Regions from separate parts of the Homo sapiens genome. Here region 2 is linked to region 1. A link is a loop called in an ENCODE intact Hi-C map of the cell type or tissue named here. Cell type or tissue: psoas muscle. All regions are shown on one strand.

Evidence for each region. Hi-C counts contacts between places; a loop is a spot of excess contacts. Peaks named below come from ENCODE experiments on the same cell type or tissue, not always from the same donor. Only the 100,000 strongest peaks of a DNase experiment are listed, where the experiment ranks them.
Region 2: it touches region 1 in a loop (4-fold over the local background); 3 of 110 quality-filtered maps call a loop at or near these places.

What each region holds. Positions count from the first base shown.
Region 1 is chr1:43,072,764-43,075,263 of GRCh38, reverse strand. No RefSeq gene overlaps it. Among named protein-coding and RNA genes, the nearest start is that of CFAP144, 74 kb to the left of the region's middle. RefSeq lists a silencer at 1,328-1,377. In psoas muscle, a CTCF peak has its summit at 1,445 (motif pointing right); a DNase peak (open chromatin) is centred at 1,453.
Region 2 is chr1:42,146,116-42,148,615 of GRCh38, reverse strand. No RefSeq gene overlaps it. Among named protein-coding and RNA genes, the nearest start is that of GUCA2B, 6.0 kb to the left of the region's middle. In psoas muscle, a CTCF peak has its summit at 1,560 (motif pointing left); a DNase peak (open chromatin) is centred at 1,575; H3K27me3 peaks cover 1,904 bases.

The sequences.
Region 1 (2,500 bases):
AGAACTGCAAGGTTTTGCCAGTATACATTTTGCAAGGCTATACTAGTAAAAGCCTGGGAAATATTTAGGGAAGTGGATTACAAGAGTGTTATACCAGAGAGAGAGAAAAATGTAATTTTTGATTGCACTGAATTCATTGATACAGATATGTTAGCTCAAGAAACTGATAGTGGCTATAACAGCTTACTGGGCTGGCTAACTGAAACTTGGACTTAATGGTGGCCTATATTACATTAAGGAGAAAGGCCAAAACATCCTTGGTACACTATAGAACAAGATATCCAAAGACAGAGAGCTAGGAATGTCAGTCAGTAGGGACCTCTAGAAGCAGAATGCATTTACCTGGTGGAGTTAACAATACAACTTCACTTTCTTCACTCAAAGCTATATCAACTGTCCAGCCCTCTATCAAACTCTAGCCTGCTAGGACCTAATAATTTCCCCATTTCATAGGAGATCATGCTGGCCTACTACACGATAAAATCATATTGATTGGACTAGGTGAGTATTACTTGATACCCTAGACACGCTGGTAAGACACATATATACCAGATGGTATGGAACAAATCCCAAACAAAAACTAAGGAATCTACCACCTTAGTGAAATTTCTTGCTTCCAGAGCTCTCTAGCACATCAAAATATCGTTTATAAGGTGAACATGAAAATATCCCTTGTAAGATTAAGGATAGTTGTTGCATCTGGCATCTCCCATCACAAAGAAAGAAGCATCACATTAGATTTTGGAGGCAACATGGATCTCATTTGGGCATGCCACTATGGCCTATTTACTGAGTGAGCCATAAGGGCTGCCACAATGGGGCAGTGTGGGATTCTGGAAAGTTTCCTGGTTTCAGACAGGTGGATGGCGGGGTCGGGGGAATCTTGAGCCTATTTTCTCATAAGTAAAATGAAAATAAATACCTTCCTTGGAAGGCTATGGTACTGTAAAATGAGGTAACAGGTGAAAAAGCCCTTTAAAGTACACATCTTCAGGTGTTGGCTGTACCACTCTGCCATTTGATGCTATGCCAATGACAAATTTTTTCGGCCCAGAGTAAAAATTATTCCCTAAGAATTGCCAAAAATCCTATTTTTTCTATTGAGTTGTATCATAGATACAGAAGAGCATATGAAACATTAATGGAGAGTTTAAAGAATAATTATGATGTAACACCCTTCTAACTAGCACTTGAGTCAGAAATAGAATATTGTCAAAGTGGCCACTAACCCTGCACTAGGGCACCCAGATAAGGAGCAAGTAGGGGCTGAAATATACCAAGCTTCTACCCAGAACTGTTGGGTGAAATATGCACCCACCACCACCCCCCGTCCCGACTCTAAAAGGACAAGCTGGGGTATTCTGAGCTCCTTCCTCCCACTTTTACTGTGGAGCAAGCAGATTGCTAGCTCTCCTCCCTTCCAGGACATATCACATATAGAACACCAGGGGGCGGCAACTCCCCACAGATGTTGGTACCTGGGACGACAACGGCTAAACCAAGGATGAAGCAGCTTGACTTTCTACTCTTTTTTTTCTCTTTTCCTCTTTTCCATGTCCCTCTACTGCTCTGCAGGCCTGCATCACACATCACAATGGCACAGTGCAAAGATTCATGGCTTTAGTAACAAGGAGAGCTACGTTTGAATCCCAACTCTACCACTCACTACCTTTGACCTTGAGCAAGTGACACCATCTCTCCAAGCCATGGTTTCCTTATCCGGAAACATAGAATACAAAAACAGTACCTACCCCATAGGATTGTTGGAATGATTAAGTGAGATAATGTGGGTAAACAGCAAAACATTGTCCAAATATTAGTTGTTTTTAGACATCATAATTAATCTAGGCCGGGCATGGTGGCCCAAGCCTGTAATCCTAGCATTTTGGGAGCCCAATGTGGGCGGATCACCTGAGGTCAGGAGTTCAAGACCAGCTTGGCCTACATGGTGAAACCCTGTCTCTATGAAAAATACAAAAATTAGCCAGGCGTAATGGTACATGCTTGTAATCCCAGCTACCTGGGAGGCTGAGGCAGAAGAATTGCTGGAACCCAGGAGGCAGAGACTGCAGTGAGCTGAGATCATGTCACTGCACTCCAGCCTGGGTGACAGAGCGAGACTCCGTCTCAAAAAAAATAATAATTAATCTAATTTGATTATCACCAATCCTGGCAGGCAAGGTAGGTAAACACGCTTCCCAAGTTTCAGATAAAGAAATTGACCTGCGGAATCATGATGATAATGTGGTTTCATTTCCTTTTTGTTGTTGTTGGGTTTTATTTTGAGATGGAGTTTCGCTCTGTTGCCCAGGCTGAAGTGCCGTGGTGTGATCTCAGCTCACTGCAGCCTCCGCCTCCTGGGTTCAAGTGATTATTTTGCCTCAGACTCCCGAGTAGCTGGGACTACAGACACGTGCCACCATGCCCAGCTCATTTTTGTATTTTAGAGATGGGGTTTCATCGTGTTGGCCAGGCTGGTCTTGAACTCCTGACCTAAGGT
Region 2 (2,500 bases), 930 kb after region 1:
CCAGTTTTATTCTCCCAAAACAATACCTGGCACATAATTGGTGCTCAACAAATACTGGATGAATTGAATAAATGGATATGATTCAAGTACCTATTCCACCAAGCACTAGATATTTAGCCTTTGGCCATTTCCTATTTCTCTGAGCCTTAATCACCTCATCTAGCATCTTGCTGGCATGTGGTAGGTGTTCAAAAAATGTATGTTATTATTGTTTTCATAGTTGTGAAATCACTTGTTTACTGAGAAACAGAATGCTTTTTGTGTTTTGTGTGCATAGAAGCCCCTAGGGCATTCGATTGTTTAATCAAAAATGATTAACTTACAGCCTATTATGTACTAGCATGGGATACAGCACTTAACAAAACAGACAAACCACTGCCCACAGGGCAGTTTGGTGACTTGGATAGGGAGGTGGGAATAGAGATGATGAGAAAGGGTTGGATTCTAGAGATTCTCTGAAGCCAGAGGCCTCAGATTTTGTGTGCTTGGATGGAAAGAGTGAATGAAGAGAGCAGTCCAGGACAACTCTATGGTGGCCCCAAGTCAATTGGTGCTGCCATTTACTGAGATGAGAAATGGGAAGGAACATGTCAGGTGAGTCTATCAAGAGCTGGGTCTGGACACATTAAGCTTGAGATGCCTGTTTGAGATGTGAGTAAAGGAGTGGGCCACAGATATAGATAGCGTGGTCATCAAGTGTATCTGGTGCTCAGAGACCTGAAACTGGATTGAGAGAGTGACAGGACGGAGAGGAAAGGTCCCAGGGCTGAGCTCTAGGGCACTGTAATACCTGGAGATGAGGCAGAGAAGGAGGAACCAGCAGAGTGGATGGCGGGGAAGGAACAGTTGATGAAGAACAAAAAGAGACTTGCGTCTTTGAAGCCCAATGAAGAAAGGGCTTCAGGAGCAAGAACATGCTCACTTGGTCAAATGTGGTTAGCTCTAGTAAAATGAAGACAGAGAATTGTCCTTGGATTTGGCTATATGGAAGTCACTGCTGACCTTGATAAGACCAATTCTAACAGTGGGGAGGATGAAAACCCGATTGGAATGAGTTCAAGAAAAGATAGGAGGATGGAAAGTGGACCCAATGCCCTTAACTATCACTTTACATCAAAGCATAAAACAGAGAGATGAAAAATTTAAGGAAGGATCAACACATGAACAGTTGATCTGGAAGACTCTGTAGGGAGAGTTGTATAAACCAAGATGTGATAGAATTCCCAGAAGCCCTCCAGATGAATTTGGTTTTTCCCCGGAGAGGTGGGTGATCTAACGAGTGGTTCTATTTTTGCTATGGTCACCAGGAAACTCAGAACCAAACTTTGCTCCAACATCAGTGACTGTACTAAAGCTCATTCAATCTGTGTCTTCCCCTTTGACTTACTTTCCCAGTCTACCCATATTGTACTGACCTTGTTACATAAGCATGTGCGCGGACACACACACACACACACACACACACGCACACACACCCGTCAGGTTTGTTTACAGGAATGCTTCCAAGGTGTAACACCTTTCTGGCCTGGGGTTGGGTAACAGGTATTTAACACAAATGTGAATCAGGGCTGCCCCCTGGTGATGGCAGGGAAGACTGCAGACGGGGAATGAGTCCTAATCCATTTCCCTGAGGCACCACCTTGAGAGTTAATGGGGTGAGCAGTCATTTCTGCGCTTTGCTTTGAGGGGTAACGGAGAGCCTCCCTGTCCCCGTGTCTGCGCCTGGGGGTCCTACCAGCATGACCGTGACAGTCAGCATCAGCGATGCGCCTTGGGGGTGCGGGGAGGGGAGGTGGTGTGCAGGGTCGTTACCGAAAAGCTCCTGCTAATGCCCGAGTCCTGGGGTTTGCAGAGAGGAGATGCGGAGGTGAACAGTGGGGCTGAGGGGAGGAGAGGAGGAAGTTCAGGCCCCAAGTGGGACCTGCATTGAAGTCGGGTCTTGGGGGCAGCCAAGGGCAGAGGGAGAACTACAAGGAGGACACGGGGCCCCCAGAGACCAGCTTCGCCCTAGTGTTCTGTGAGGAGGAGAGGTGCATGGCTCTGACCCGGCTTTCTCGCCCATGGCCACACGGCAGGTGTGAAAGGTGTGTGTGTGTGTGGTGGGGGTGGGGGTTGTATCTGTGTGTGAGCATGTGTGTACATGCCCCAAGCCCTGGTGAGAATGTGCGTGGGAACATGTGTATCCAGGTGTGCTTTTCGTGTCCGCGCGTGTCCACATGTGAGAGTGATTGTGTATATTCGTGTGTACTTGTGAGTGCTCTCGTGTGTGTAGGGGAGCGTGTTGTGTGTCCTTGTGTGTGAGGATCGTGTGCTGGTGTGTGGGAGTATGTGTATATGGGAGTGCTTTCTGTGTCTGTGTGTGTATCTGCATGTGAGAGTATGGGCATGTGTGTGTGAGCCTGTGTCAGCCTGTGTGCGTGGATGTGTGTGTGTGAGTGGCATATGGGAGCGTGTGCGAGTGGTTTTTGCTGTGTGTGTGAGTGTGTCTGTGACCGTGCGG